Linked DNA regions of Homo sapiens: region 1 is linked to region 2. Evidence: chromatin contacts called from ENCODE Hi-C or POLR2A ChIA-PET data. All regions are on one chromosome and are shown on one strand. The core of a region is the stretch at or near the end of the contact, and the rest is flanking DNA. Distances in the headings are between cores, read along the strand shown. Region 1 overlaps ESR1 (estrogen receptor 1). Region 2 overlaps ESR1 (estrogen receptor 1).

The links. Hi-C counts contacts between places; a loop is a spot of excess contacts on that map. ChIA-PET counts read pairs that join two places held with the same protein, here RNA polymerase II (POLR2A).
Region 1: a loop to region 2 is called in a map of PC-9, with 2.7 times the contacts of the local background. The contact joins two enhancer-like sites. A Hi-C loop is called at or near these places in 2 of 168 maps with a recorded cell type or tissue (Caco-2 and PC-9). POLR2A ChIA-PET finds 5 or more read pairs at or near these places in 1 of 52 experiments (K562).

What each region holds. Positions count from the first base shown.
Region 1 is chr6:152,098,073-152,103,063 of GRCh38, reverse strand. ESR1 (estrogen receptor 1) reads right to left here. Exons shown (of 8, transcript NM_000125.4): 8 at 1-4,332. The coding sequence ends at 4,098. Among named protein-coding and RNA genes, the nearest start is that of SYNE1-AS1, 280 kb to the left of the region's middle. RefSeq lists an enhancer at 3,963-4,464. Within about 2 kb of position 2,828, at least 16 of the 41 ENCODE cell types and tissues checked have a DNase peak (open chromatin) inside an H3K27ac peak, as active enhancers do; they include PC-9, where a contact is called at or near this core.
Region 2 is chr6:152,051,826-152,056,284 of GRCh38, reverse strand. The region is part of intron 5 of ESR1 (estrogen receptor 1); the gene reads right to left. Among named protein-coding and RNA genes, the nearest start is that of ESR1, 250 kb to the right of the region's middle. RefSeq lists an enhancer at 1,008-2,207. Within about 2 kb of position 1,709, at least 3 of the 41 ENCODE cell types and tissues checked have a DNase peak (open chromatin) inside an H3K27ac peak, as active enhancers do; they include PC-9, where a contact is called at or near this core.

The DNA of each region.
Region 1 (4,991 bases), core at 1,579-4,078, 46 kb before region 2:
GAGCCTTTTCCCATAAAACAAGAGCTCTACACTGAAGAGTATGTAGTGCACAAAAAGCATTGTTTATCACCTGTGAGAGAACAGAAACTGGCATAATGTCACTTATTAATTCAAGTCTCTATAACCAATGACCTCTCTGTGAATGCAAAGGGGTCTGTGTCTCAGGCACCTGCTCATGGGACAATATGTTGTTTCTAGGGTGCACAGCTCTAAACACACACACTGACGATGGGTTTGGAACATGGCAGCATTTACATATTTTAAAAGTTCAGGCACAATTGGATGCAAAAAAAAGAATAGAAATTTTTCTTGAATCTCAAAAGACAGTGCAAAATTGAAGTGCCATAATAGAGGCAGCAATTACTTAGAAAACAATTTTAAATGACTAAAAACGAGGCCACACTTTAATTCAATTGGAAAGGAAATGCAGTTGGAAACAGAGCATAATTAACGCTACTGAAAAGATGGATATTTGGGACCAAAGTTCATTTGCTCCAGTTGAGAGTAAGTTTTCAGGGGATTAACTTGGGAATGGTGCAGTGTAATCTAGATCACGCTCCCAAGACCTGCACCAAAGAGAATTATGGTTGCCTTTTGAGCTACTGTATGACTCTATTTGCCTTTCACATAACTAGCTTCCCCAAGCAGATCTGCCTGTGAATATTAGACATTACTATGGTGTTAGTGATCACTCCCAGTACCCACAGTCCATCTCATAATTGGAAAGTATGAATAGGAAAGTATTTGTAATCAGTGTCATGCAGGGGAAGGAGTACTCTAAGCCAGTGGCCTAAATCAATGGCCATTTCAGTGTATAAGATTTCAAGGTGAGAACACCTTAATGTGATCAAAAGTAAATTATCAGTAAGTCCCTTATTTGTTCAGCCCTCAAAAGGCATGGGCTATGGCTTGGTTAAACATATCTGCAAGGTTACTAGGGAAATCAAATCAAAGACTGCACTTCCTTAGGGGTTAGATTTTGCAACCTACATTGATAGGGTCTTCTCTTTGGATGACCTAGCCTCTCATAATTGCTGCATGATGGCATTATAGAATCATTACGGCAAGCTAGGCAATGGCGAAAAGAAACACAGACCACTAGCTATTCCATGGACTTTACTGCTGATGTTGTTCTTTCTTCTCTAGAACTGAAGCTGCCATTTTAGAAATGGCTGTAAATGGAGCTAGTTGATTTGTGGTCTCCAGGGCAGAAGTGGACTCTACTGAACCCTGGTGCACACCCAGAATTAACCATTTTCCTCCAAATACTTTCAATACTCTTCTTAATATATTTGCCATTCCCCAGATTCCTGAATCCACTTCCCCACCATACCTGAGCCCCCCAGATAAATCACATCTTTTACATTTTAACTTGCCTCAGAGTGGGGGAAAGCAGAGGCAAGAGTTTTTTTTTAAATCATGTTCCTACACCCAATACCAACATCAGCCAGAAAATATCTGCTGTCCATTAGTGGCACTTCAAGTAAAAATACAAAGAGATTTCCAAAGTTGCTGGAGACCCCTGGGCGAACATTTCAATCATCTGATGTTCTCTGCCCACTTCAAATGTAGTAGTATCTTAACATGAATAGAAACACATTGGATGAATAATGTAAAACCTTCCACTGTATAATTGTTTGGCTTTAGCTGGTATTACATCGTCTAGTCCTAGAAATTTTTTTTTGTTTTATTTTAATTTTTTTAAAAGAAAATCTAAGTATAAACATTAAAAAGAACCCACTGACCCATTAGCTACTGTCCAAAAATATTACTACTGATATTTTGGTAAAAGCAAAATTAGCTGCCCTGAATAATTTTCCTTTTCAGGCATAATCTTTGCTACATAAGATTGTCTGTCATTCAGTATCCAACAATAGGCATCTGGATTAGTGCTATTTTGTCTACTGTGGATACAAAAGTTGATATGAAATGTGATCTTCATTTAAATGAATAATCACCAGGCTTTAGGCATAAATGACTGTATACATGACAAGGTAGCTTGAAAAGTATACAAAAAAAAAAAAAAAAACTAAATATTTTTCCTTGGTTTTTGCATGTTAACCCAGTCAAATTAAATCCAGAACAGAATTACTACATTCAATTGTCTGATAAACAAGCAATGTAATTTCAAAAAAATATATATTATACTATATAAGGTGCTTCTTAAACAAACTAAGGTGCTTCTTAAACAAACAGCAACAAAAGAATTATGTTCTTAAACATATCCTTAACACAGATACATAAAATTGTCCCCAAATTTAAGTGCACATAAAAACTTTTTTTTTTTTTTTGCCCTCCCAGATTCTCAGTCCTTTGGTGATCACTTAACTGGACAATCAGAAATGAATGAAATCCACTTTTCCAAACAAGACATACCAAGAGAAGCCCGAGCAGCTCACCTGGGTCATTGGCTAACACAGACATCACCTCTCAATAGGGTTTCAATTACAGACAATAAGGTCACCCAGAGGAAATCAAACATTCTTTTTTGTTAAGAAAAAGGAAGTAACCCATAATTGTGCTAGAGAAGCAAAGGCCCAGGGAAGGCTGCCCTGTGGCTGGAATGAGCCTTTCTTTTTTAGCCTATAGGTCAAAGGAAATTGAAGGAAATGAGCTGGCAGGAGTGGAGGCGGTAGGGAACGGGGCGGGGGAGGAAGGGGGAGGATTTTCTTCCCCAAACCAAACCCTGATTTTGGATTATCTCTAAACCACCAAGGGCATACGTAATCTGACCAGGCCCCAGTCAGCCTGAGTAGTGACAGCAACGGTCCCCACCCTTCTCCCGTGCCCCAGGGTGCTGGGCCAATTGTAGGAACACAGCTGTCTACAGCAGCTGTGACAGCTGCTTCTTCCAACCAGGGCCACGCTGGGAAATGAAGAAGAGCTGGACTACCCCAGGGATCCCAGGGCACCCCCAAAGGGCAATGCGGGGTCTGCAAGGAATGTTCCTAGGTAGCTGCAGCCTGTGGCAGGGCCACCCTGAGCAAGTCTGGCTGTGCCTCAGAACTGTATCCAGTTTCTGCCCTACTTTCCCTCTTGTTCTCTAGTAGCCACAACAATCCTGCACAAGTACTGTTCAGCTCCATGCCCCAGGGCTAAATGCAACACCAGGGCCCCTGCTCCTTTCAACTACCATTTACCCTCATCATGCATCACCACAGTGAACAGTTCACCCCTGTGTAAGGCACACACACGCCGGGAAGATCCAAGTACAGTGCCCACTGGAACAGGTCCTGAAGCTGACCTTACTGCAAGTTCAGGGAGGGAGGGCTTTCTTTTGTAACACAAAAATAAAAACAAAAATCAGGAACTTATCCCTCATATAGGGAGACTTAACTAAGATCAACTTGCTGCTCTCCATAGGTCCATGGGAGGCATGAATTAACTGGAACCCATGACCGGAAAGCCAGAGGCAGAGCTTTCAGCACATCTGAATCTGCAGTGTATCAAGTTAAAATAGTCTTGCCAACTAGGGGATCTGCCTTCCCTGTGTGCCCCTTGTATTCCTATAGGGGGAATGAATTGACAATCACCAGATACTCTGCTACAGTCATATAAAAGCTTTAAGGTGTACCACTTTCATAAAAGGATGCATTGCCATAGGAATACAAGAGGGTGCTATAATAAACCCTTGACCTAGCTTTCTCCAAGTCACCAATTAAAGGAGCCACTTTAAATTCTTTGCTGTGGCTTATTCTTAGAGCCATTTAAAAAGTGCTTATCAGAGGCAAAATGTCTACTCTCCAGGCCTGGGTCTCTACAAGTAGCTTAAATGCACAGAGTTATCTGAGCCCCAACCCATAGACTGAGTTCAGCTGTGAAGAGCTACGGGAATCCTCACGCTTAGTAACATAGCAAGGGGGAAAGAGAGCTGTTACAAAGATTTAGCCTTGGAATCCCTTTGGCTGTTCCCAACAGAAGACAGAAGATGTGCCACTAAGAACTGAGCAAGCAAATGAATGGCCACTCATCTAGAAAGCCATTGGTGTTGGATGCATGCCGGAGTGTATGCAGGAGACAGAATTTGGCTAAAGTGGTGCATGATGAGGGTAAAATGCAGCAGGGATTATCTGAACCGTGTGGGAGCCAGGGAGCTCTCAGACCGTGGCAGGGAAACCCTCTGCCTCCCCCGTGATGTAATACTTTTGCAAGGAATGCGATGAAGTAGAGCCCGCAGTGGCCAAGTGGCTTTGGTCCGTCTCCTCCACGGATGCCCCTCCACGGCTAGTGGGCGCATGTAGGCGGTGGGCGTCCAGCATCTCCAGCAGCAGGTCATAGAGGGGCACCACGTTCTTGCACTTCATGCTGTACAGATGCTCCATGCCTTTGTTACTGTAGGTGGGAAGACACAGAAAGGACTACTTTAGAGCCAACCCGAGCCCCAGGAGTGCTGAAATCCCTAGAAGGGGAAGGAAGAGGAACTCCAAAGACACTTAGCAATCTTTCTTTCTTCCTGTTTAAAGACCCACTTTAGGATGGGAGCTGGGAAAGCTGAGGGCTTTCAGAAGCCCTAATCTGGAACTCATGGCCGTGTGTTTTTCATTTTCCACCTCCTACCAGGGCGGTCCCACCCTCACACTCTCCCTGCAGCCACTTTCAGGGTATTTGCTATGCAGGTGACTTCCATGGACCTCCGTGGCCTCAAATGAGATCCTATTCCCCTCCAATAGGACCTAAATGCATTCAAATAGGATCGCCAAAGCTTCTAAAAAGACAACATGAGATATTCAGCCAAGCAGGAGTGGGTATTTTAAATGAGTAAAGCAGTTCAAGACGCTCCATTGTTAAATCTCTCACGTCACTTCCCATTTAACTCAGAATACGATCTAAATGCCTTTCCATGTTCAACAAGGCCCAACTGGTCCAGCTTCCATCCATGTCTCCAAGCTCTTCCTGCCTCTCTCCCCTAATGTGCTCTCCGGAGCCACACTGATTTTTGTGCTGCCCTTAAAGGAACTAAGCTCCCCCAAGACTTAGGGGACCTACACTTG
Region 2 (4,459 bases), core at 460-2,959:
AGATGTATTGAAAGAGCTTCTTTATCTTCAATGCTACAAAATCTCTCAGCATGTGCTCAAAATGCTGAGACTCCATAAATATTTATATGATCAAGAGGTTTACATATGCAGCTCTGAAGTATGGAAGAAAGTGATGAAGATGGAAATTGTAAGTGATATATCTTGAAAGATGAAAATTTTAAAATGAAAGTTGTTTAGACTCTTGAGTCCAGCTGCCTGGGTTCAAATCTTGATGCCACCATTTACTAACTTTGTGATCTTGAACAAATTACTTAAACTCTGTGTGTCTGAATGAGTATACAGACAGAAACATCACAACGTACTGTAAGTTGCAATTAACATTGGGATTTGATGGCTGTTTGATACAGCAGTTAGCCCATGTAGATTAAAAAAGAAATTGGTACTAGAAGTGAATACTGCCATGAAAAATGTTTACTTCCTAATGCCAGGTAGTAAGAAAACATAGCAAGCTAGGGAGCCCTCTTACAACACTGCAAAATATCTGCTGTGAAAGAACTTGGCAGGTAGGCTACATGCCTGGGGAAGTGGTCAAATGAGACCGATAGTGTGTAGTGGACACTCTGGCAGTCATTAGTAAGGTGTTGCGAGAAAGACGTGAGATCAGGCAAGAACTGAATGATTCTCAAGCAAAAATGGAAGGGAATGGAGCAAGATCAAAGATAAATGGCCTTACAAGATTGGAAGAACCAACAGTTTTTGGCCATGAAATATTAAGCGATGAAAAGTAAAAGGGTCTTGGGCATGGAAGACCAAGTAAATCTTCTTTGTTTACAAAGTAACTCAGTCTTATGGCAAAGGGTGACAGCAGAAGGGTATTTCCTTGCCATCCAAACTTATTATTTCAAGTAGTCTCAAGGGAGTCACCGTTAAGTCACGAGGGAAAGGCTGAAGCGCTAAGAGGCAAATAAGAATATCAGGCTTGTCGGCGAGGACATGAGGAAAAGTGAACCCTGGCGTGCTTGGTTGGATATGTAAATTACTACAACCATTATGGAGCTACTACAGAGGACCCTGCCCAAAATTAGAAATATAATTACCATTTGATCCAATAATCCCACTACTGGGTATATATCCAAAGGAGATGAAATCAATATGTTGAAGAGATATCTGCACTCCCAAGTTCACTGTAGCATTATTCACAATAGCCAAGATATGGAATCAACCTGGGTGACCATCAACAGATGAGCAAAAAAAAATAAAATATGGAATATATGTACAATGGAATGCTACTCACCCTTTAACAAGAAGGAAATCCTGTCGCTTGCAACAACATGGATGGACCTGGAGGATATTATGTTAGACATTGCTCCCAAATGACCAAAGGGCTATAAGAAATGTCATTCCATAGCACCCTGCTTTACAGATTCGAATCATTTCCAACTGGCATGATCAGTAAAGGAACAAATAGTATGTAGCATTTGATGTGGGTCTCAAAACATTGACTGAGTGAGGAGGAAAGAAATTTCAGGAATTTCCAGGAAGATTGAATGGTACTGGAAAGGCCAAGAGGTGGGAGAAGAGAAGACCTATTCAGGGAATATTGAGTAATCTAGCTCATAGACTTTGCTATTTGTAAAGAGAGAAACTGGCAAAGAGGGCTGAGTCAGACTGTGAAGAGTGGTTAATAAAAGGCTCCTGAGATGAAATGGGAGATAATGTGTAAGGGAAGACCATTAAGAGCTTACCAGTGGGTGACACGATCACGTAAACACTTTTGTTGTGACTAATTTGGCATCAGTGCGCAAAGGAGATTGGGGGAGAGAGACGAGTCTGGAAGAGACGGCAGGTAGGAGGAGGGGGAGAGAAGACGTGAGACAGCACCGTGGTGATAAAGAGAAATCAGGGCTATTCTGAAAATCCTTTGTTGATCTGAGGGAAAAATCAACAAGATTTCAGCAAATGATCCTCGGTGTTAGGCAATAAGGAAGGATTTAAAGACTCCTCTGGAACTGTATGTTAGGATGGATGGAAAGATGATAAAAGAAAGCAAGAAATTAGCAGAAAGAGGGAAATTCAGAGGTTTGTCTGAATTTCATCTTTAAGGGAAGAAAATATCTTCCCTTAAAAATGATTAGTTTAAAATTTCACGAGACTAAGTCAAGATGACAACAGAAAATTGAAAATGTGGGTCTGAAACTTGAGAGAGGGACAGCGCTAAATATATCAATTTGATGAGTTTTTTTTTCACTTGCTAAGATTGGGTATCTTTTCAAATAGGCTTGTTAAAATATACCTCATCTTTTAAATGAGTGCCTGGTATTTCACTGTGTTCATATGTATTTAACTGCTCTGATTATAGGCATTTATATTATTTGTAATTTTCAGCTACAACAAACAATGTGCAATTATTCCTATACATATATTTTCTACACTTACAAAAGTATGCAGGAAAAAATCCTTACACATACAATAGCAGAATCAAGGGGTGTAAACATTTAACCTTTTACTAAGTATTGCCAAAACGCCTTCCAAAAAGGTTATACCAATTTACACGGCCTCCATGAAAGCATAAAATATCCGGAAATACAAATTTTGGAGATATCTGAATAGAAATCACTGAAACTGGGAAAGCAAGTGAGCTCACTAGGGAAGAGAGAGAGAGAGAGAGAGGCAGACAGAGACAGAGACAGAAAGAAGGAGAGAGAAAGAGAGATTAACAGAGAAACAGATTGAGAGAGAGAAAGAGGGAGAGAGGGATTGAGAGAAAGAGAGGATAAGAGAGAGAGGAAGAGAGAGATTGAGAGAAAGAGAAAGAGAATGGGAGAGAGACTGAGGAAGAGAAAGATTGAGAGAGAGGGAAAGAGAAAGAGAGACTGAGGGAGAGAAAGATTGAAAGAGAGAGGGAGAGACAGAAGGAGGAAGGGGCAAGAAACTGGCAGAGGGAGGCAATTTGGGAGCAACAGCATATCCAGCGTGATAGGACAAGGTGGAACCAATCAAGAGGACAAATGGTTGAATGGTCAGAGGTGTGGCTGGATAGGAGCGACCAAGATGTTGAATGTCAGAAGGTCCAAAGGAAAAGATGGTAGAGTGAGATAGACTAAGGGAGGGACTGAGGGAGGGAGGGAAGGAGACAGTAATGAAAATAGATGAGTGCAGAATCAATATCATCACAGGAGAGAAATACCTTTTTCTAACTCGAGGATATGAGAAGAAATAAATGTGAATGCAGAAATTCTGAGAGGTTAATTTTTTAGTAAACAATTTTTTTACTAAACAAATGTGATATTATTTTCAGAGAATATGGGAAGGTAGCCTGAGCCTGGAGCCTCCAGGACCTCAGAAGCATCAGTCAAGGCTGCTAGGGCCCTGGATGGGCTAAGGCACAAACTCCTTAGCAATGTCCTTGGGTTTCTGGCCCTTGTTCAATCTCTTCAAGTCCATTTCTTACTGCCCACCTTGCAATTTATACTGCAGGATACTTGTGAACAAAGGCAAGTTTTCCAGAACACTTGCCCGTGCTGTCTGCTTGGATCACCACCGCCCACCCCACCTCACCCCCATCCTGCCTTTGGAGGTGTCCTTCTCATCTTTCAAGGCACAGATTGGGTCCAGGGAAACTTCTCTGCAGTCCACTATGCTCTACTCTTTCCTCCTTTGGGTTATATGCTTTTCCTCTGTGCTGTGAGACTGTCCTTTATATCAGACTTTTTCTGTAAAAGACCACGGGGTAACTATTTTAGGCTTTGTGGGGCCATTACAGTCTCTGTGGCAGCTACTCAACTCTGATGTTTTAATGCAAAAGCAGCTTTGAACAAAATGTAACCAATGATTATGACTGTATTTATTTATTTATTTTGTAAATAAATAAAACTTTATTTACAAAAGCAGTAGCAGGCCAAATTTGTCCTGTCGCCTATACTTGGCCCACCCCTGCCTTATATCACTGTTCTACATTCAGCGAGCTTATTGAGCACTGATAAAGGGTAGATGTGTGTTCCCTCCAAATCTCACATTGAAATTTGATCCCAGTGTTGGAGGTGGGGCATGGTGGGAGGTGTTCGGGGTGGATCCCTCACAACTGTTTTGGTGCCATCCTACCGTAATGAGTGAGTTCTTGCTCTTTCAGTTTATGGGAGAGCAGGTCGTTTAAGGAGCCTGGCATCTCTCTTGCTCTCTCCTTTGCTGTGTGAAACGCCTGCTCTCTCTTTGCCTTCCACCATGAGTAAAAGCTGCTTCAGGCCTCACCAGAAGTAGATGCTGGCGCCATGCTTCTTGTACAGTTTGCAAAACCCTCAGCCAAATAAAACCTATTTTCTTTATAAATTACCTGGCATCAGGTATTCCTTTATAGCAGCACAAAATGGACTAACACAAGCCCCGACCACGGCCCCTGCTAGTTGATAAGAATATAGTAATGACCAGGACAGCAATGTGTCTTTCTCAAAAGGAGCTTACAATATATGTGGGCAGAAGATAATTTTTAAAACATAAAATT